Linked DNA regions of Homo sapiens: region 2 is linked to region 1. A link is an interaction called in ENCODE POLR2A ChIA-PET data of the cell type or tissue named here. Cell type or tissue: CD4-positive, alpha-beta T cell. All regions are shown on one strand. Links, peaks and the distances in the headings refer to the core of each region. The heading gives the core; the rest is flanking DNA. Region 1 has its middle 14 kb from the start of SP4. Region 2 overlaps SP4 (Sp4 transcription factor).

The links. ChIA-PET counts read pairs that join two places held together with the same protein. Peaks named below come from ENCODE experiments on the same cell type or tissue, not always from the same donor. Only the 100,000 strongest peaks of a DNase experiment are listed, where the experiment ranks them.
Region 2: POLR2A ChIA-PET joins it to region 1 with 8 read pairs; 12 of 35 experiments call an interaction of 5 or more read pairs at or near these places.

Annotation. Positions count from the first base shown.
Region 1 is chr7:21,408,483-21,420,393 of GRCh38, reverse strand. No RefSeq gene overlaps it. Among named protein-coding and RNA genes, the nearest start is that of SP4, 14 kb to the left of the region's middle. In CD4-positive, alpha-beta T cell, for the core only: no CTCF peak of the experiment used is centred there; no DNase peak of the experiment used is centred there; H3K27ac peaks cover 1,452 bases.
Region 2 is chr7:21,462,311-21,474,221 of GRCh38, reverse strand. The region is part of intron 3 of SP4 (Sp4 transcription factor); the gene reads right to left. It overlaps MIR1183 (microRNA 1183), which reads right to left and starts at 3,164; the gene lies at 3,076-3,164. In CD4-positive, alpha-beta T cell, for the core only: no CTCF peak of the experiment used is centred there; no DNase peak of the experiment used is centred there.

The sequences.
Region 1 (11,911 bases), core at 4,708-9,707:
GCTTGAACCTAGGGGGCGGAGGTTGCAGTGAGCCAAGATCACACCACTGCACTCCAGCCTGGGCGACAGAGTGAGACTCCATCTGAAAAACAAACAAAACAAACAAACAAAAACATGTTTATATATTATATACACAGGGATATGTTACCTTTTGTACTATTTAGGCAGCATCCACTATAATAGGAGTGGATAATTATTTTCTGCTTCCTCTACCTCCTACCCCTCCACCATAACCCCACCCATGCCCCTGGCATATGCACGTAAATCCTAAATGCCTAGAAGAATGCCTGGCCCATGGTAAGCATTTGATACATACTTACTGTGTCAATGAATTGTAAAGCTTTATTAGAACTACACAAATAAAATGGAGTTACCCCATCACAGCAAAATTACAGCAATTTTTCTTTTTATCAGATTTGGAAAATAAATGGAATGGCCTGAATTAAAACATAAACTATGAAATTCACTAAGAAGGGGGCTAGAGGAATGTATCCCAGAGGAAGCACTCCCAATATTATTAACAGATAGTCTCCCTAGCAGCTGCAGGCATTGATTTTTAATGATAGTTATGGATTCTCTTAACTATCCAAGGGCAGCCAGTGATAATAACATTCAGGTTCTATTTCCTGATTTATTTTCATTGATAATATTTTTCTTCTCTAAAGAACTTGAGTCATAGGTAATAAAATAGTAAAATATAAATTGAAATAGAAAATCAGTTCCAATGAAAAAGAGAAAACAAACATGACCAATAGTGTCAATGTATATGTTTCATCTGAGCTTTAATTTTGACCCTGAGCTTCCTAGCAGCCACAGCAAGTACAGAAACATGGTTGGTTGTGTAATTGCATATCAGAAAGAAAAAAATTGCCAGTTTCTCAGAGATAGCAAAGCATTTCCTAGCTCCAAAGACTGATAGCTATTTCATAAATGTCATTTGAATGTTAGGGCTATGACTTTGCCATTTCAGGCATTTAAAATGCTTGGAAGGGGGCACATGTTCTCAGGATCTCCTGAGGGCTGTGTCACAGGCAAAAAAATTGTTTAACCAAAAAATGCTTGGAAGAATTAATTGTATTAAATTTAGGAAAGTAGTTTGAACTAATTAATAAATTACATACATGAAATTATTTTTAAAATTTTTGTGTTTATTTTGAGATTAATAGAGCATTAAATCAAATATTGGGTAAAAATTATTATTTTATTCAAATACTTATAGACTTAAAAATTGACCAATAAGGTGTGAAAATTGGACTTGAAGGCCTGAGGAACAAAACTGTGACTTTAATAAATCGAATGTTAATTTAAAACCCAAGGGTCTGTAATTTTGTTATTCTAAACTGTTCAAAAGTCTCCCTTGGATCAGTCATACCCCAAATCTCAGCACCATGCAATATACCCATGTAACCAACCTACACATGTAACCCCCTGAATCTAAAATAAAAGTTGAAATTATTTGAAACAAAAAAGACAAAAGTTGCCCTGGGACATTTATAGAATTTATACCAACACCCTTAAAATAACTAAATGAATCAACTGGAAACTAGATATTTAAGAATATCTGCCATTGCAAGAGATTTTACTCTTTAGGTTTTAGTTTAATTCTGCTTTCTAATAACAAGAACAGTTGTGTACAAAGCCTACTCTGTTTTTTTATAACAGATTCTTAGTTTAAATACAGTAGTCAAACAAGGCTCAGAGGAACAAATATCAAGTTCATCTATAAGTGAATTCAAAGTTTAAAAATGAAGTATAAAGAAGATGGGAAGTATTCATTTTAAACTACTCAGGATTGTTTTCTGGTTTGTCAAGCCACTACCCTTTAAGCCCACTCATATTTTTGTGGGGCCATGAAAATACAAATTTTTTTAGAGTATCATTAATAGAGTTCATGCAGCTTGGCTAATAGCCATTCCAAAGTGAGTGAGGTCAAGTAGGGTAAAACTTAGCTGGCTTTGAAACCAGGCAAGCAAGGGCTACCATCTTAGTTCTCAAGTGAGTTACTTAACCTCTCAGAGTTTCCTCATTAGTATGTAAAAATCTTCATAATAATTTCTACCATATAGAGTTAGTAAGAAAGTTAAATAAGGTAATCTCGATGGCAGGTACTTAATAATTAATTTGAATTTCTTTCCTTCTGGTTTACAGTGTTTAAACCATCTTTCATGAAAATTAAACCTTGATTTTGCTGTTCCCCTGTATGTAGTGAGGAAATAATAGCTTCTGGGGTCATCAACCTTTTTGGACTTTAGGGTCTATATACATTTTTGTTTTTTAAAAGCAATTTACTATAAAGCTTACAGAAAGCAGTTCAAATTTAATGTAAGAGGGTGGGGAAGTCTCCTTTTATCTCCAAAACGATCTGAACTCTGAAGTTTACTAACTTCTAGACCTAAAAGACTTGAGTTTGTCTAACAAAAGGAAAAGGCATTAGGGAGATGAGAAGGGCTCTTTAAGGTAATGTAGAAGAAATGTAGGAGGAGAAGAAGGGCTGGGATGCAGGAGAAAGAGTGTGGCAAGGAGAGTAGCAAGATTGAAAACTGCAGGCATACATGGGTTGGCTTCCCTCCAAAGGGGCGTATCACCTGAGTGTGGCTTGTGCACTCAAGGAACATGATACAGGAGTTGGGGTGCTTCTCCATCTCTACACACCAGGGAAGGTAACGAGTTCCTAGACAAAACAGATGGAATATTGGGAAAAAAACAAAAACAGAAGGCAAAAGGTTGAGAGAACTCCGTGTAGAAAAGGACATAAATGGCAAATGTGACCAAAAAAGAAAAAAATACGTATAATTATCCTGTTCAATGAGCTCTGCCCACAAATATTTTTTTCCAAAGGTGGTAAGTGGTTTGAGAAAATTTGGGTTAAAGTATGATTATGAAAGGGGTTAATGTCTGTCATGCATCATAGACACAGTGGTGTTTTGTGCGAGGACACTTGTAGGTGTGCTGTCTTCTCAGATAATGTGTCTGGAATATGCCAAGAAGCCTTCTTGTTAAGTCCTGCCAAATCTTTGGCCAACTCCTGACAGATCATGTGAATGTGAACAACATAACCAAAAGAAAAGTAGGAAGTGTTTCTCAGGACTGTGAAGGCTGGGGTGGAAACAAAATCAGGGTACCATGTAATTGGGCAAGTTGCAACACGGAGTCAAATATAATATCAGTAATACATTTCCATAGTGATGAATGCAAAGTCTTCAACAAATTAGTATAGCAGTAGGGTTGCTTTGTTCTCTGTTAGTCAAGCCAAATCCAGAATGTTTTTTAAGAAGGACAGCAACAACTGGAAGAAAAGATGGGCCAGGATGGCAAGAGACGAGAATGGTTTTAAGGATGGTGGATGATTTTGGAAAGGGTACTGTAACAGTCTTCAAATATTTCAGGCCTATTCATGAAGAGGGATTAGGTTTACTTTAGGTACAGTAGATCCTCAAATAACGCTGTTTCATTCAACATCGTTTTATTGTAACACTGATGAGAAAAAGAAATGAATTCCCAGCAAGGCCACTCTGTGTGGAGTCTGCACGTGCTCCCCATGACTGTATGGGTTTTCTGCAGTCCTCTGGTTTTCCTCCCACATCCCAAAATTGTGCCCGTTAGGTGAATCGTCATATCTACATGGTCTTGGTGTGAGTGAGTGAGTGTGTGTGTGTGTGAGTGCACTCTGCCACAGGAAGGCATCCTGTCCAAGGTTAGTTCCCACCTTGGCTCTGAGCTTTGGGGATAAGCTCCAACCACCTTTGACCCTGAACTAAAATAAGCAGGTAAACATTACATTGTTTTATTAATCTTTCTTAAATGTATATGTAGCTCACATTTATTTCAATGTTTAATACTAGAAGTGTCTGGTCTTGCTCTGACCCCAGGCTGGAGTGCAGTGGCACGATCATGGCATTGTAGGCTGGAACTCCAGGGTTTAGGTGATCCTCCAGCCCCAGCCTCCCAAAGTGCTGGGATGACAGGTGTGAGCCACCATGCCTCGCCTGTTTGGGGTCTTTATTTAAGTTTGGCAATGTTTTTGTGACCAGAAATATGCCATGGAAACTTAACACTTGTTTATATGAATTAGCCTATGGTAAAATTGGTTTGTTGTTTCTCTTAAAGTCACAGTTTCCAAGAACCTATTGATGATGTTAAGTAAGGACTTACTGTAGTTTCAGAGGACTGAACTAAGATCAATAAATGGATGTTGGCAGGAGGTAGATTTTGGCACAATATAAAAAGAACTTCTGGGTTGGAGAAATGTTGGTAAAAGGATAAATAATTTAAATGCATAAATCCTAAAGAATGAGAATGATCTGAAATGAAACAAACTCCCTTGAGGCGGTGAACTCGTCTGAATCAGAGGCATTCAAGCACAGCCTCAACTATGACTTACTGGGAATGTTGTAAAAGAGGATTTATGCATCTGACAGCATCCAGACCCAAATTCTGTGGAGACCAAAGTTTTTAAGGTTGGGGGGCACTTTTTCCAAACAAAGGATACAAAATTATGAATAAAAATAGATACAGAGGCTTAGAAGGCACTTTTGCGAGTGAATGGTCCTTGAAACTTAAGCTTCAATAGCTTTGCAGTAAATTCATATCAAGGAAGTCAGTGGATATCAAACAACTGTGAGATTTAAATTGTTTCTAAATAATGAATAATTCTTCTTTTTTTTTTCTTTTTTTTTTTGGAGACGGAGTCTTGCTCTGTTGCCCAGGCTAGAGTGTGATGGCGTGATCTCGGCTCACTGCAACCTCCACCTCCTGGGTTCAAGCCATTCTCCTGCCTCAGCCTCCCAAGTAGCTGGGATTACAGGCACCCGCCACCATGCCTGGCTAATTTTTTTTGTATTTTTAGTAGAGACGGGGTTTCACTATGTTGGCCAGGCTGGTCTCGAACCCCTAACCTCGTGATCTGCCCATTTCGGCCTCCCAAAGTGCTGGGATTACAGGTATGAATAATTCTTCTTAATTTTAAAATAATTATCCTGTTATCTCTGAGACAGGTAGTGAAAAGAGAAAGGAAATGAAGTAAGACACACCTAGCTTCCTATCCTGCCTCAGCCAGGTAACCTGGGGCAAACTATGTGATCTCTTTGAGCCTCAATTCCTTTATCTGTAACATTGAAGTGATGATGTCTATCTTGAAATATTTGAGGGGAAAAATTAAATAAAAGTGTGTATGTAAAGCGCTGATATATAGAAGTTGTGCAATTCATGATAGCTAAACTGAAAGACTAATAAGATTTGGGTAGTCATAAGGATAAGATTTTTAAAGATGTCATTTGGAGTTCTCGTGTCATCAGGAAGATGACAAATAATCTTATTTCACATCCTCGAATTTAAGGCGTAAGACAAGAGTTCATAAAATGTCACCAAGCTGTGATAATCATATTAGGCTTCCTTCAGCCAATTCTAGCTTGTGAATGGAATGGAAAAAAATCACTCACATAACTGGTTGGCCAAGATAAGAACCTTTGTACTCTTTGTTCCTTCTTCTTTCTTTCAAAGTTCGGGATCAGAATCAAGGACTAGGGCATTTCTTGTCACTCTGTATCCAAGACGCAAGTGGCCAGGTTTAAGTGTACACAGATGGGCCACATTATCAAGGAGGTAGTAGGTTGGCAGGAAACTATTATATCATGCAGCTCTAGGACACCATTCATCTAGAAGACTGTACTCAAATTGAACTCCTCAGTCCAGCAGAGATGGGGTCACTTGGGAGCTTGTTAGAAATGCAGAATCTCAGCCCCACCCATGTGTTTTAACAAAATTTCCAGGTGATTCGACACACAGCAAAGTTTGAGAAGTGCTAAACTAAACAACAATGTCCATGGCTCCCCCCCGCCCACAAACTTCTGCAGTGCTCTGCAGTTCTGAGGATCCCTCCCTTGGGTTCTTGGAATGCATTTTCTTTTTTTTTTTTTTTTTTTTTGAGACTCTGTCGCCAGGCTGGAGTGCAGTTGCGCGATCTCGGCTCACTGCAACCTCCGCCTCCCGGGTTCAAGCGATTCTCCTGCCTCAGCTTCGTGAGTAGCTGGGACTACATACACGCGCCACCACGCCCAGCTAATTTTTTTTACTTCAGTAGAGATGGGGTTTCGCCATGTTGGCTAGGATGGTCTTGATCTCCTGACCTCATGATCCGCCCACCTCGGCCTCCCCAAGTGCTGGGATTACAGGCATGAGCCACCGCGCCCAGCCTGAATGCATTTTCTTTTATAAGGTCAGAAAGGTAAGAAGGAGTGAGGGGCTGGCCTTCTTTTCCTAAGAGAAGGCCCAATCTGCCTGATTCTTATTGAGCTTTCATTCTATGGGTTCTCTTCCTTTCATGCAACTCATGAGACAAGGTAGTTCAAACTTGAGGGCAAGTTATACTTTGCAGAAGGTCCAGGCATCTCTCTGGCTACCACATTCCCTTCTAAGAGGTGGAAGAGGAACGATGGGGCCAAGGGTTGGCTCCTACTCCAGAGAGAGGCCCAGATTCTCTAAACCAATTCTCTTTATTTTTCTCTCTCTTCCCTCCTCTTCATCATCATCCTTTTTCTTTTCCTCTCTCTATCAGCTGGACAAAATAAGCCAGGGAGCAAATTCATTGGGAATGACTCCTGCCCTAGGAAGACCTAGATGACAGGCTCAACCAGTGTTGGAGCTCACTCACTCTCTTATCTTTTTCAAGCTAATCAGTATGTTCCAGATCCACCTTTCCTAACCTTGGCTGTGGCCTTGAGGAAAAGGGGAAAGAGGAAGAGAAACCTATTAGGCATGTATTATTTTTAAACCTCCAGACTAAACAAAATGAATCCTCTATTTGTCATAGCACAGCTTCTCAGGATGCACTGACATTTGGGAAGGCTCATTTAGTACAAAAAGACATGCCTTTGCTGCCAGTGACTATGTGTATGTTAATTACAAATACTTAGCACTTACTGTGTTATATATAAGCACTTTACATGTATTGACTGATTTAATCCCCCATTAGCTCTAAAAGTTAGGTGTTATAGTTGTTCTTATTTCACAGATGTGAAAATAGAGGCACTCAGAGTTTTAATAATTTGCAAGATTACCCAGAAAATAAATGGTAGGGAGTGGGGATTTGAACCCAAGTGCCTGGTGCCAGAAACCTTGCTCTTAACCTGCCTCTGACACTTGTCTCCAAGGAACCCTGCAAAGAGAGTTGTTTGGTTGGCATGTTCCTGCTCCTCCAGCCAGTTACCATCCTAATCGCATTACCATTCCCTACAGAGCTCCTTTGTCAAAGCACAGCCACAGATTTTAAATCATGAAGGATGTGTCTGACTTTGGTGAATGCGGCTGTTTGTTTAGTAGACCAACCAGATTTACAGATGAGAAAAGGAAGCATATCATAGGCTCAGAAAGACTTCCCACAGCACCAATAGTTTTTTTTTTTAACAACAACAACAACAACAACAACAACAACAAGAAAACCCTCAACAACGAAAAAACATAAAAAAGAAAAGAAATATGAAGGCCGCATAAGATAATTAGGGTAATTCAACCAAAGAGAGACAAAGAGTTACTCTTTTCCTAAAGCGAATTTTCTAAGGGTAAGATTTTCAAAACTGAACCAGTTAAATGTATTTCCTGTTCTCACCCACAGCTCCTTGCTTTGGGTAAGCAAGTATGCTGTTTACAAAGTACTTTCACAGATGTTTACTCTCTGATCTTCACAGCACCCCAAAGAGGTTGAGTATCTTGCCTAAAATAACACAAACTAAGTGGCAGAGTTTAGACTGCAGCCTGGTGTTCTGAGGTAGAGAGGCAGCTTCACTGCCTGCTCTCTGTTCTTTAGTGATAAAAGAAGAGTGGAAAGACATGTGAATCTCATACTTTAAATTTGGAAATTTCCAGTCACACAGAAATAACAGCTAGCAAGTTATCAAGGGCTTCACCATTCACCAGATGCTGACCTAAGAATGTCACATGGTGTAATTTGTTTAACCCCCAAAATAGATCAGTGAAAAGCCTGTTATAATCCACATCTTGCAGATGAAGAAACTGAGGTATGGAAAAGTTAAATGACTTGCCCAGGCTCATCCTTCTAGCAAATGGCAGAGCTAAGACTCCAACCAGGACACCTGTTTCCAGAGCTGTTCGCTTATTACCAAGCTCTCCCATCTCTGCTGAAAAATTAAGATCAAATTGACAAGAGAACTGAACAGCATTAGTCCTCAGAAACATCTGTGATGGAAAAGGGAGAGTACACAACATGTTTGTAGTGGGAAGAAATATTATTACAATACTCGCATGTTAAATAATCATTTGAAAGTAAACAGGATTATCAGTTAGGTGTCAGCATGGAATATTAATGATTAATAAAGTGTATCAGCTTATATAATCTGTATATCTTCCTGTGTAAGGAGCTGTGTGGAGTGATGGGGGCTCCAAAGACAAGCAAAAGGTGCTCCTGGCTTCAAGAAGCCCACAGGGAAGCTGGAGAGATGACAAACCATCATCACAGGAGAAGTTATACAACCCAGAAACCATAAATAAAAGTTCAATTGAAGCCATAATTGAAGAGATGTCACAAGGCAGTAGGTGATTAATTGCAAAATGAATTCTCCAGTCAATAACTGTAATGGGAGTTTAAGGCAAGGAGCAATCCCTCCAGGCTGGGGCTGTGAGGGAAAACTTTGTCAGGGAGCTTGAGCTTGAATTGGATCTTGAAGGATGCCCAAAATGTGAATAGCTGTAGGGTGGGAGGGGAAGGGAATTCCAGACAGAACAGTGTAGGTGAGCCGAGGTGTAGAAGCAGGAAAATACGGGGAAAGCACATTTGAGGTGGGAAAAAAAAAACAGGAGGCCTGGCTGGACCTGACATAACTCCAGGGCCAACCCCTCAACCCTTGGAGCTGCTGCTGTGGAAAACACTTCATAAGGCACCCTGGTACTATCCAATCTCGAACCATCCACCTGCTGTCTGCCTGCCTTCCTACTTCTAGGCCAGGGAGCCCTTGGTAACACATGCAACCACAAGATGGGCAAATCCTTCCAAAAATCTTGTGTTCTTCCCACACTCATGTCTGTTTCTGTTTCTCATGTGAATTCCTTGAGAAGTACAATCTATCCAGGCAGCCTGTTAGGAATATATCTTTTGGAAAGCCAGAAAATTTTACCATACTTCCCATCCCTGTCTTTATTCTTGGAGACTTTCTTAAAAGCAAGTTCCTCCTGTTACAGTAGGTAGCTAGTCAGACATGAGCAGGGCAGGACAGAGCACACCCTCCTGCCTCCACCAAGAGGCAGGCTCCACCAAGATGTCTGGTTGGACAGCCATCAGGTGATGGTCAAGCAGTTGTTAAACTGTTTCTCTAAAATAATAATTGGTCACAGCTGGCACCAAGGAAAGGCAGTCTCCCATTATCTAGAAACACCTGAAACTGGTGATTAGCAGCTTCCCGATAAGATCTCAGGAGGTGGGTGAGTGGACTCAACCATGCCCACAAAGAGGCAAAATGGCAGAGTTTAACTGTTATATCACCTTCCTCTAGGAGCACTGCACTGGTAAGGAACGAACGCCTCGAGTGAGCATGCGTGCAACCTCAGTAAACGTACTGTGCATGCGGCCCCTCCCAGGTGCTGGCTGACCACTATGCATGTGGACAGCCCACCCCAAGGGAACGATCAGGGGAGGAGGATGCCGTCGTATAAACCCCAAGTCAAAGGTCAAACCATGCACTTGATCTCTCAAGTCACCTGCTTGGTCCTCTTGCAAGTGTACTTTACTTCCCTTTGTTCCTGCTCTAAACCTTTTAATAAATTTTTGCTTCTGCTCTAAAACTTGCCTGGGTCTCTCACTTTGCTTTATGCCCCTGGATTGAATTCTTCTTTCTTCTGAGAAGGCTGCAGACCTGTGTGGATTAGCCGCTGCTAACATCCACTCTGCCTGTGTGTCCCATCTGCTCCAGGCTTCAACCATCAGCAACCTATGCCCACAGGTCCACCTACACCTCCCAGAGTGCCCACTGGAAGGCCCCTGCATGGTGACAACACCCTGACATGCTCACATTCTTCCCTCCCTATGGCTTCCCTCAATGGAAACATTTCTCTGAGTTATCTCACATACAGCACGTAGGGTCAGAGTCCTGCTCACAGCCATTGTCATGGCCTTCATTCAAAAAAATAGTCTTTATGCCTGCTATGGATATAGCAATAAGCAGAATGATCAAAATCCTGCTGTCTGGTAGCTTACATCCTTTGGGAGTGGTTAACCGGGGAAAAAAAGTAAATGTATGTAAAGTTCAGTGGTGATGAATGCAATGGAGAAAATTTAAACAGGGATGTAGAGTAGGGACTACCTGTGGAGGTGGTACAGGAGGAAACTAGGAAGGGGACAGCTAAGCAGAGATCTGAAGGAGATGAGGGAGCCACTAGGGGAAGAGCTTTCCAGACATGAGGGAAAGCAAGTGCAAAGGGCTTGAGATGGTCACAAGTTTTGTCAGGTTTGGGGATGGCAAGGGAGCCAGTCTGGCTGGAGCAGGATAGGCAAGTTGTAAAGTGGCAAGAGCTAAAGTCAGAAAACAGGGCAGGCTAGTCAGGGAAGGCCATGGTGAAGATACTAGGGGTACTCAGTGGGAGGTGGGAAGTCATGGGACGGTTTGAGTAGAGGAGTGCGGTATCATAGGATATCTATTTTGTCTTTGTCCCCAGTTCCTGTCACAGAGCTCCTAAAGCCCTTGGAATTTTCTGAGTGACAGGAATGTCTGTTTTCAAAATGAACCCCTTTCTATAAGACCTGAGCTTATGCTAATGAAGTGGCTTAAGGTGAAGCCTCTCTTTTTTTTTTTTTTTTTTTTTTTTTTGAGACGGAGTCTCGCTCTGTCGCCCAGGCCGGACTGCGGACTGCAGTGGCGCAATCTCGGCTCACTGCAAGCTCCGAAGGTGAAGCCTCTCTTAGATAACCTCAGAATGGGGCCAGTCACCAGAAAGACCAAATAGTTAGAAGATTAGAGGGTTAGAACTTTCAGCCCCACCTACTAACATCCGGGATAAAGGGAGCAGAGTGCTGGAGATTAAGCTCTCTGAAAACTCCAACTAGAATTGATAAGCTTCTGGATGCTTAGTATGTGGAGGTGATGGGAGGGTGGCATGCCCAATGAGGGCGCGGAAGCTCCACTCTGCCCTCCACACATACCTTGCCTTATCCATCTCTTCATCTAGCTGTTCATCTGTATCCTGGATAATGTCCTTAATGATCAACCAGCAAATGTAAGTAAATGTTTCCCTGAGTTCTGTGAACCCTCGTAGCAAATTAATTGAATTCAAGGAGGAGGCCATGGGAACCCCAGTTTGTAGCCAAGTCTGTCAGAAGTAGAGGTGATGGCCTTTTGCTTGTGACTGGTGTCTAAAGTAGGGTGCAAGTCTTGTGGGACTGAGCCCTCAACCTGTGGGACCTGACACTGTCTCCAGGTAAATAGTGTCAAATTGAATTGGATTATAGGACACGCAATTAGTGTCTTTTGGAGAATTGCTTGGTGAGTGGAAAACAAAAACAAAAAACCTAAACATCTGGTCACAGAAGTGTTCTGTGTTGAGTGTGAGAGAGAAAAATAGAGAAAAAAATTTTTTCCTTTATAAGGAGTAACATGGTCAGAAATATATACAAAAAAAAGTTTCACCCAACTGCTAGATGATAGATGCAGGCAAATAGGTTCAGAATGATTCTTCTTCCATTATTTTATAAAAATTCTGCATCTGTAAGTAAGGTCATGCCATTCAGTTGTAGCACACTCTCCACGTGAGCGTCACCTTCATACCTCTACTTCCTCATTGTCAGTCACTGAAGACCTCAGCCTTCATGAGAAGGTTTCCTCTTCTCAAGACTTGCCATCAAACAGAATTTTGTTCATACTCGGGTCCTCCATTCAACTGATTGTCTTCTTAGCTCATTGACTTTATTCCA
Region 2 (11,911 bases), core at 4,232-9,231, 54 kb before region 1:
AAAGAACTGCTAGATGAGTTTCAAGTCAAAGCTAAGTCTGGGGGTGAGGGGTGGGGAAGAACTGCTAGAGATTCCTGATCCCTCTGGTCCCCTGACCATGTCCTTGACACACTCCTCAAGCCTCCATATTGTGAGCATTTCTTTGTTCAATGCCTAAACAACTTGGAAAGTTATTTCAATGAATAACAGAGGCAAATTATATTTGAGTTTGTATATTGAAGCCCGTTAATTGACTTCATCTAGATGTTTCACAGACAGCTAAGTTCAACATACTGCTTTATTTCCACTGCCATCAGTAAGCCACCAAACTCCAGAGCAAGACCTCCGAGGCCCCACTTAAGTTTAATTCTATTGACTTCTCAGAGCTCATCTCTATTAGTCTCTCCCTTGCTCACTCTGCACCTGATATACTGGCCTCTCTTCTGGCCCTCAAATAAATCAAGCTCATTTCCTTCTTAGGGACTTTGCATATACTCTCCAGTCTAAGTGGGGATGCCTTTGCACCCAGATCTTTGCATAGTTGATTCCTTTGTAATATTCTGGTCTGAGTTCAAATCTCTCCTCTTTAGAAATGCCATTCCTGACCATCCCATCTAAAAGCTCCCCTCAATATATCACTGTATCATCACCTAGTTTTGTCTTATTTGTCTTAAATTACTTTGTCCTTTTATAATTTGGTCTTCACCTCACTTCTGAAGGTAAAGTGCCATGAAAGTAGGGATCTTGCCTATTATGTTCACTGCTGTATCTCTAGTACCGTAACAGTGCCTAATAACTCAATAACAGTGCCACTCAATAGCATATGCTTAATAAATCAAAGTTTAAAAATAAAAAATGATTTCATCTTCCAGTCTTGCTTCTGCTAATGTCCCTGTTTCAGTAAATGCTACCCCTATTCTCCTTGTTATCCACACTGAAAACCTTAAAATGTCATCTTTTAGGCTACTTCTTTACTCATTACATCCAGTGATGACCAAATTTTGAAGACACTACTGCCTAACAGCTCTTACGCTAACCTGTTTCCAAGCAAGATTATCATCTTGATCCAAGCCCTTGTTCAATCTGTGCCTCTACCAACCTAAATTGAGCTTTCCCTCCTTTCTCATCCTTCACACTGCTGCCAGAAAAATAAAAAAGTAGTGTTCTGATCATCTCACTTTCGTGCTCAATAACATTTAATCATTCTTCCACCGACCAAAGTCTGGCATTCAAAGCACTCTACCACAAGGACTTACTCAGCTCCTGGTTCACAGTCTTCCTTCTAATGACCAAATCTATTGTGCATTTTTTCAGTGACCATTACAGGACTGCTCTGCTGCATTTGACACCACTCGCCACTCCATCCTTATTCAATTTTGACTCTGTGAGCTAACTTCCTACATTTCAGAAACCCCTTCTTCTCTGTTAGCTCCTTTTTGTTTGGTTGCTTTTTTTTTTCTTTTTTTTTAAGAGATGGGGGTCTCACTCTGCTGTTCAGACCAGTCTTGAACTCCAGGGCTCAAGCAATTCTCCTGCCTTGGTCTCCCAAGTAGCTGAGATTACAGGCATGCACCACCATGCATGGCCTTAGCAATTTTTTAAAATCAGCACTTAAATCTAAATTTATGTCACTTTCTGAAAAGATTTATCAGCCAGGTGCAGTGGCTCACACCTGTAATCCCCGCACTTTGGGAGGCCGAGGCAGGAGGACTGCTTGAGCCCAGGAGTTCAAGACCAACCTAGGCAACGCAGTGAGATGCCATCTCTTAAAAAAATTAAAAAATTAGCCAGGCATGGTGGCATGTGCCTGTAGTCCTGGCTACTCATGAGAATGAGGTGCTGAGGTGAGAGGATCACTTGAGCCCTGGGGATCAAGACTTCAGTGAGCCGTGATGGCACCACTGTACTTCAACTTCAGCCTGGGTGACAGAGAAAGTCCCTCTCAAAAACAAACAAACAAACAAACAATCAAACAAAATACACCCTCTACTCTTCCTAGGCCACTCTCCAGGGTTCTGACTTCTCATTCTAACTCTCTTCTTGGGGGACCTCATCTACTTTCATAACTTTTACTGCTATGTGTAAGCTGATTAACTCACAGATCTGTGCCTTCCACTCAGAAGTGTCATACTCTTACTATCAACTGCCAGTGAACACTTCCACCTGAATCCTCACAAGCAATCTAAGAACCAGATAGCTTAGCCCACTTTCCTAATATAGCTCTTTTTCACCATTCAAATAGAAAATTTGGAAGTCATTCTTGATTCCTCTCTATCTCCTTCACCCTGACAACAAGAGCAACTATTGTTTTATATCTACTATGTGGTAAGGCACTTTACTGGATGTTTTCCATATATTGTTTCACATCCCTATGGGCTAAATATTACTGTCCCAAATTTTTATTTTTAATAAATGGAGTCTTGCTCTCTTGCCCAGGCTAGAGTACAGCGGCACAATCATGGCTTACTGTAGCCTCTAACTCTTGGACTCAAGCAATCCTCCTGCCTCAGCCTCCTGAGTAGTTGGGACTACAGATGCATGCCACCACACCTAGTTAATTTTTAAAATTCTTTTAGAGATTATGTCTCACTATGTTGCCCACGCTACACTCAAACTCCTGACCTCAAGTGATCCTCCTGCCTCAGCCTCCCAAGTAGCTGGGACTATAGGCACAAGCCATGGCACCCAGCTTACTGTCCCAATTAAGATGAGAAAACTAAGGTTCTCAGGGGTATGTAAAACATCCAAGATCCTAAAATGGAAAAGTGACAGAGCTGGGATTTGAACCCACACTTATCCAACTCAAAAAGCTATTCTCTTTCCACCATATACATTATCTATGTTGATCATAAGTCCCTGTTAAGTCTACCTCTTCAAAATATCTCAAATGTCTCCATTTTCACCATACCTATTGCTTGTACACTAGTGCAAGCCCTTATCACCAGTTTTGCCCCTTCTAATATTCATATTGCAGACCTAGCTCCCCAAAAAGCCAATGGGCCCTCCATACATTCACAATAAGGTCAGTATTTCTTAGCATAGTACATAAAGTTCTTCATGATCTAACTCCTGCTTAGTTTTATAACTTCATCTCTTGGCACTCCTGCTCCATGCCCACTCTCACCATCACCTACAGTGAACTCCTGTCTTCTCTAATGTTCTGTGTCTCCGAGCATTTGAATAATATAGCTGGAATCCAACACATTCTCCCACCCCAAACCTCCATCTCCCTTGGTCTGACAAAAGTCTATTCATCTTACAGATTTTAGTCTTTAATCCTTCTTACCAATGAAACTGCTTTGTAAAATAATTTTTTTAATAACTCAAAATTTCTTGGTATTGTAACTACACATTATGGTGAAACAGACTGAGGATGGCCGTTCTTTTATTTTTCTTCCACATTACCAGAGGTAAAACATTCCAAGGCTGCTTGGAGCAGCCAAGCCATCTTTCTTATTCCTTTTTTGTTCTGCTTTTTTTTTTTTTTTTTTTTCCAAATATAGAAACTGGGCCAAGGTAATGGAGGGGGACAGTTTGTTGGTAGGTAGTAAGACATCTGAATTGCTAACTATTCAACAAGATCTAGCTTGTTGGACATTTCTTGCTCATTTTCTTTTAGTACCAGTAGTTTTTTGCCTTAGTAGAGTAGTAAAATTTGAGACGACTTGAATTTAAGCTAACACGTAGAAAGGAAAGTCAGGTTTAGCTGGTAAAGGAAAAAGGCATATTCCATATAGAATAACCTAGTTCTCTGGATTGTGAGGCAGGGGCCTATGCCTAAGCCAACAAATTCTAACTTGAATTTTGGTATACCTAGCTCCCTAAGGGATCTCAAGAATTGGTTGAATTAGAATTTAAGTATTTCTGGTCTTACTAGTAAGACACCATCTCACTCCATCATAATATTAGTCATAAATTATTTCCAACAAAAGCTGCTCAAGAAAGAGGCCATCTGTGTGGTTTTTATGTCATTTGTCCTTTGGCTACCAAGGTTCCTGACACACTGAAAGTACTTAATGAATGTTTCTTAAATAAAGCGAATGATAATCTAAAATCTATACAAACATAGAAGCTTTCTTACGAAACTCGGCCAGCAGTATATCACAGGGCTGCTAAATGACAGCTAGTTTACAATACACATGCACATGGGTGACAAGACAGTAAGAAACCAAATCAAGTGGATATCTGCTACACTTCCTCCCTGACTCACTGATATGGCAGTCAGATCATTTAGAAGCAGATCCCAGAGCATAACTCTCAACCTTGGTTCTGAAACTATGTACTACTCTCTCAGGTATCAGATTTCTCCTATGACATTTGCTATCTACATTCAGCAAGGTGTTTTTTTTTTGAAAAGAGTATTATAAAAATATTAACTCTAAAAAATTATAGGCCCAGCATGGTGGCTCATGACTGTAATTGCAGCACTTTGGGAGGCCGAGGTAGGTGGATCACAAGGTCAGGAGTTTGAGACCAACTAGTCCTAGCCTGGCCAATATGGTGAAATCTTGTCTCTACTAAAAATACAAAAAAATTAGCCGGGTGTGGTGGCGGGCACCTGTAGTCCCAGCTACTTGGTAGGCTGAGGCAAGAGAATCACTTGGATCCGGGAGGCGGAGGTTGCAGTGAGTGGAGATCTCACCACTGCACTCCAGCCTGGGCGACAGAGCAAGACTCCGTCTCAAAAAAAAAAAAAAAAAAATTATAACTAAACTTGCCATTTAGGGAATAGGCTAAGATTTCTCCCTTTCTACCTATTTTGATGAAAATAAATAGTTTAGTATTACAAACACATACACTTTAAGTTTCTTTTTCTTCTGATTTTAAGAACAAAGCATGCTCACCATAGAAAACTATGAATGAGGAAATGAAATCATCCAGAAAGTAATTACCCATAGATTACCACTATTATCATTTTGATGTGATGATCTAAGTTCTGTTTTAATCTTTGTTCAATGTATTTTGATGCTGATACAACTTTACTATATAAAAATTCTGTATTATCCTCTTTTACTTATTTAGTAATATAAGTACTTCTAAGTTATTAATATTACAAATTATTTTAATAGTTGTGCAATATTTCATCATATACCATAATTTACAAAGCCATTACTGTACTGTTAGATATTTATTTCCAAATACTTATTATAAGTAACATAAAGTAATGAGCAACTTGAACTAAAATATTGTTTATTATTTCCAAGGGATAGTCCTAGAAGTGAGATTACTAAATCAAAGGACATGAAACATTTGTAAGACTATCTAGATTATAAAATTACAGGAGTATATATAAAGAGCTGCATTCATTTACATTTCCACCAGAAGTATGGGAGAATGCTGTTTCATCTCATGGAGCATGAGAAATTCAGTAAAATGTATAAAATCATTTAATAAACAAAAAATTGGATATCTCACTGTAGTTTCTAATAGAAGTGATTACTGCTCTCACCTCTAATACTGTACATTTCCTTAAGGTCTAAGCCAATGTAGTAAGGCAAGAAATAACAGATCTATATAAGAAATAAAGACTTAAAAGGAAGTAACGAAACTGTCATGATTTACAAAAGATATAATTATATTACTTAGAAAACTATAGAAAAATCAACAAATTATTATAATATGACATCTGTACATCAGCGAGATGGCCAAATACAAGAGCAACATAAAAAAGCAACAGTTCCCAACCATATCAGCAACAAACAATTGAAAAAGAAAAAAAAAAAATTCCATTCATAATAGCAACAATAACCACAAATATCTGAGAAATCAATCTAATTAGTAATATGCAAGATCTTGAGGAAGATTTAATAAAGGATATAAAACAAGACCTCAAAAGAGAGAAATATATGTTCTTGGATAGGAAGAATCATTAAACTAAATGTGTCAATTCTTCCAAAATTATTCTAGGAAGTGAATGCAATCACAAATTTAATTCGAAACTTTTCCATGAAAGTCTGCTAATTTGACATGTGAAAAATCAGCTAAGAAAAGTCTGAAAAAGCAGAATAGTAGAATAAAGATATGTAGGTAGCTACAGTAATTAAAATAAGGTGCTGTTAGCTTAGGAATAGGGACAGAAATGAACACAATTTAAAACAGATGCGTGTGTGTACACAAAATAATCCAACTGTGCCTTATTTCTTCTTTTGGAAAAGACGATTTGCAAGGTTTTTTCTTATAGTAAATAGTAAGTAACATTACTCTGTAAGTAAGACAGATCCGCAAATTTGAAAAACAAAACTATTTATCTATCTACCTATAAATAAACTCACCAACCAATAAACTGAAATTGACCTATTTAATAATAATCATACAGCAGGTTCAAAGTACATGTGTTTCTTAATTATGTTTTGTGCATATAACCTAGGGAACAAGGTTTTCTAATATAACTGATCAGGAAAAACAAAAGCTGTTGATTTCTATGATACAAAACTTGCCATGGGGGGCAGTGGGATTTTTTCTGTTCTGAATAATACTAAAATGATTCTTAACTGAGCCTACCTAGATTGACTTCCTTTACAGATTAAACTTGGAATCTGCCTAAGAAAATGTCTAAGGTCCTCTCAAAAAATATGTCTCCTAACATTGCAAATAACTTTCAATAAACACACTCTAAAATAGGATTTGGTTTACATAATGATCTGACTTAAAATAAGCAAGCAGGATGTATATTCCTAAACATAAAAAGATAACCAAATATGCTTAGGGCTGGGGAGGATAGAAAGGAGAAATGGGGAATGACTGCTAATAAGGGTTTCTTTATGAGGTCATATAAATGTTCTAAAACTAGATTGTGGTGATAGCTGCAAAACTCTATCAATATACCAAAAGCCATTGAATATACACTTGAAGTTGTTGTATAATATGGTATGGATATATATAAATAAAGTTGTTTTTTTAAAGGTAACTAGATTTAAAAAAAAATTTTTTTTTAATTCTACTTTTGTTGGCTCTAAGTACCTTTAAGCCAGTGGTTCCCAAATGAAGGTAATTTTGCCTTCCAGGAGATACTCAGCAATGTCTGGAGACATTTTTGGTTGTCACAAAGTGTGAGATTACTGGTATATAGTGAGTAGAGGCCTGGGATGCTGCTAAACATCTTACAATGCACAAAACAGACCCCAAAAACAAAGAATTACCTGGCCTAAAATGTCAATAATGCTGAGATTAAGAAATCCACTGAAACTCAGCACTGGAATAACTCAACTAACATTTATGCCTCTCATTCATATCATTATAAACAGCTATAACAAAACATATGAAAAATTAAAATATGGTACATTTGTGTGATCCCTATAAAAACTACATGAGTCTCCACAAAAACAGAAACTATATGACTGAATTAAAGCCTTTGAAAAGAGAGCTACATACATTTGGGAATAGGCTGTGACAGTTTTGACAGACATATGACTAGAGAGATTCCATGGTACACTGGTGGTAAAAAAAAAAAAAATCCTAGATTTGAAAATTATGCTTATTAATTACAAAATACTTCTTTGCCTTATGGAAGAGCTTCAATGACATGTTTTCCTGTAGATGAACTATAAATGAAAATATTAAGAAATAACCGAGTACCTTCTGTATCTCTTAAATGAAGGTGAACCCCATTAGCCAATGACTTCCAGGACTATCAACATACTATGGGTTATGTACAATCTGTGAACCAATATTGAGTTACTGAACAGGCGCAACAGTTTAGTAGAGCCGAAAGTAGAACTTTTGGGTCAAGCAGACCTGTTTCTGAGTTCTGATTCTCCCTGCAGTTTCTTCCTTTGAGGACCTGGGAGCTGTGGGAGTTGACTGAAATAGTGTATATAGCACACGTCTTAGCATAATGTCTGGAATATGATAAACACTCAAGAGGAATGTTAACTCCAGTAAAACAAACTGCAAATGTATTAAGTACAAATACTTAACAGCCATTCACATTTCCTTAAGTCCTAGCACTTTGGATGTGGACTTAGTATAGAAGTGAGATTTATTCATACAGCAAACTTCTACTGAGTACCTGCTATGTGCTTAATGCTGCTGGAGAAATGATAAATAAGATCTGACCAGAAGCCCTCACCTGTAGGGAAGACACACTCAAATAAATAATTATAATATGCACAATAACAAAAATGTGCATAAAATGCCTACTTAACAGAGAGGACAGTGATTTACTGTCAAAAAGAAACAATGAAGGCTTCACAGAGGAGATGAATCCACTGACAGGTGGAAAGAATAAAGGCAAATGGGAAGGCAGTGGGAAGGCTATATTTAAAGACATAACCCTGAGACAGCATACCACTGGAGATTAAAGTTCAAGGAGGTGAGGGGGCTAAAGATAGGGTTGGAAGGATAGATCAGGAAGGGCCTTAATTAAACCTTTTTTTTTTAAGAGACAGGGTCTTGCTCTGTTGCCCAGCCTGCAGTGCAGTAGTGCAATCATAGCTCACTGTAATCTCAAACCCCTAGGCTCAAGCAATCATCCCGCCTCAGCCCTCTCCAGTAGGACAACAGGCAAGTGCCACCATACCCAGCTAAATTTTTTATTGTGACAAGGTCTTGCTATGTTGTCCAGGCTGTCAACTTCTTAAAGAAGGGACTTTCTAGGGTAGGAGAGAGGGAATCCTTGTTAAGGTATTATGCCCATCCTTCCCATCCCCAATCCAGAATACCTGCCACACAATAATCACTCGCACTTACTCAATTTACTAAATGGCTATAATCGAACTAAACTATTTTACACCTATACTTTGTCTAATGCTGTCTTCTAAGATTTGGGGAGGTTATGCATATTTCCCAAGATTACATAGCTGCTATTAAGTGGCAAAGCTAAGATGTGAACCTAGGTCAGCCTGAATCCAGAGCCCTACACTCTTTTCTGGTTGGCTATATTCTCTCCTTAAGCACTAGGATATTATTTGGACTTTGCAGGCAACAGGGAGTTAGAGGTAAACACAGTAACACCTGTCTATCAATTCTGATGCTTGAAGGTATTGCTCTTTTGAAACTCCCTGAGCTAGGAAGGAAAGGCAACTCTAGTCATTTGGTGTTGGAGAGAAAAGCTTAGGAAAACAAAGATATACACCCTCTTTGGTACCTAGTTATTTCTATTTATTCTAATCTTGCTCCAGATAACTGTCAACTATTCTCAACTCTGTTTATGTTGAGGAAATCCTTCCTAGCCGGAAAACCCTAGAAAGATATGAATACTTTCTTTAAACAGAATTTGCCATATTTAAAACAAAACAAAAAAAATTTTCTAATTTTCCCTCATTCTACGTTGAACCATACTTGCCTAAGTTGATGGTGAAAAATAAATCAAAAAAGGAAAATCTGGCTAATTCTATGTGAAATTGTAAATAGTCTTAAAAAGTTTTAAAGCTACTTCCGGTCCTTTAGATGTACAATGAGTCACCATAGTAGTAATGCATTGCTATAGCCTCTATCACCAACTTTTATTCTACATTGGGCTCTATTACCTCTTGACAGTTTTTATAACTTGAAAAGTCTGCAATTGGAAGCCTATGAAGGTTGTGAGGAAGCTTGGCACAGTGGTGCACACCTGTGGTCCCAGCTACTCAGAAGGCTGAGACTGGAGAACTGCCTGAGCCCAGGAGTTTGAGTCTAGCCAGGGCAACACAGTAAGACCCCATCTCTAAAAAAAAAAAAAAAATAGAAAATAGATTTTTAAACAAAGATTGTGACAAACGGAGCAGGGGTGTATCAGATCTCAGTTTTAGGAAAACTCTGAAATGTCAAGAACAAAATAAACATGTGAAAACGTAGAGGCAGAGATACCAGTTAGGAAAGAAGCTATTTTACCTTCCAGATCACGAGGCTCTGAAAGAGAGCCCTGACTGGCCGGGCGCAGTGGCTCACGCCTGTAATCCCAGCACTTTGGGAGGCCGAGGTGGGCGGATCATGAGGTCAGGAGATCGAGACCATCCTGGCTAACACAGTGAAACCCTGTCTCCACTAAAAATACAAAAAATTAGCTGGGCGTGGTGGTGGGTGCCTGTAGTCCCAGCTACTCGGGAGGCTAAGGCAGGAGAACGGCATGAACCCGGGAGGCCATGCACTCCAGCCTGGGTGACAGAACTAGACTCCATCTCAAAAAAAAAAAAAAAAAAAAGAGAGCGCCCTGACAAGGGAATGAATCAGATATAAGAATAAATAATAATTATCATAATAAATAGTTGCTAGCACTTAGTGAAATCTTTTCTGTGTTCTAAGCACTGTGCAAAGTACTTTACATATCTTATCCCACTAAAGTAACATGATTTCTGCCATTTTACAGATGAGGACAGTCAGACCTAGAGAAACACTTGATCAAGATTTAAGTGGCTAAACTAAGACTTGAACCTTAGAACTATAAACTTTTAAGATAATTAATTGATAAAGATCAAATAAATCTATAAGTATTCTAATTTGAGTGATGATGATCCCATTAACAGAAATAGGGGAACCCCGGAGAGGAAGCAGGTTTGGAAAAAAAATCAGTTCTACATTCAGATGTCTCCTACAGACACAACCCAGCTCAAACTCTGTCTTCAACTAGAACTGCTCTTCCTCCAAGAAGTCAGGCTTGGCACTATCTCTTCTCCAACCACGATATTTAACTTCCTGTCCCTTTCACTCCGTTTATTTTTGAACTCAATCTTCATCCTCACTTTGTTCCCTAGTTATGTGGACACACTCTCAATCCAACCCTCCTCTGGCTTCGCTTAGCATCCGTGGTAATCCCTTGTGTCTCGCTGAACTTCTGCCACACCTGATGGTAATTCTTATCATCCACTTTCTGGTGTTCTTAGGCTGCTAAACACCAAGGAAAGAGATTACAGGAGGGCTAATAAAGCCCTAAACTTTACATTACCTGAGCCATCACTGTTGCTTGGTAACCTTTCATTCATCCTATGCTGGCAATGTACATAGCCCTTCATTGGCTGTTCCAATTTTTTTCCCTCTGTCCTCAAATCCTCATTCCCCTTTCCTTGCACCTTACAATCTGTAGATGATTTTGCCTCCTAATTTACTGAGAAGTCACCCAAAAGTATCTTTATTCTCCCTTCTATTATCAGCATCTGACTGGTTCTCCAAACATTGACTCACCTTTTTAAAATCTCATTTTAGAAGCACTTTCACTTGGGTGACAGACCCTGTCTCAAAAAAAAAAAAAAAGAAAAGTTATTTATCAGTGCTGTCCAATATGATAGCCTCTTGCCACATGTGGTAATTAGCACTTTAAATGTAGTTAATGCAACTGAGGAAATAAGTTTTTAATTTTAATTAATTTTAGGTTTATAAGCCACATGTGACCAACGGCTTTCATATTGAACAGCACAGTTCTTAGGTCTTATCAAATGATTCAAACACAAAACCTGCTGAACTTTTCTCAATACTCTCAAGTCAACATTCAATACCATCTGAGATTCCTCTTAGCTGCTGACATACTACCCTGTTCTCTTTCTATTTCTCTGATGGTTCTCACTTTTCTTAACTTTCTGCTTTTGGCCCCCAAAGACCAGGTGTAACCCTAAGTTCAGTTCTCATAATTCTGCAATTCAAACTCAAAACTGTCTGCCTCAATTTCATACACTGCCATAATTTCTACACCATCTCCATGCAAAAGACTTTCATATCTAGACTGCTGATTCTGATCTCTTCTCAGGACCAATCTCCAGATACAAACTAGACACTTTCAACATACTATTAGCTCAGACTTATTAACAAATATCAAAATTCAGGTTCATCACTTTCATTTTCTGGAAGTCATTTCTTTCAATGGCACAAGCACTTTCATGGTCATCCAGATTCAAACTCTACAGAATTACCCTTAAAATATTTTTCCTCTCTCCATTCATACATCAAATTCTTTTTTATTTTTATTTTTTTAAGACTCTTGAGAACCACATACTTTACACTCAAGTTCAGACTTCCCATCACT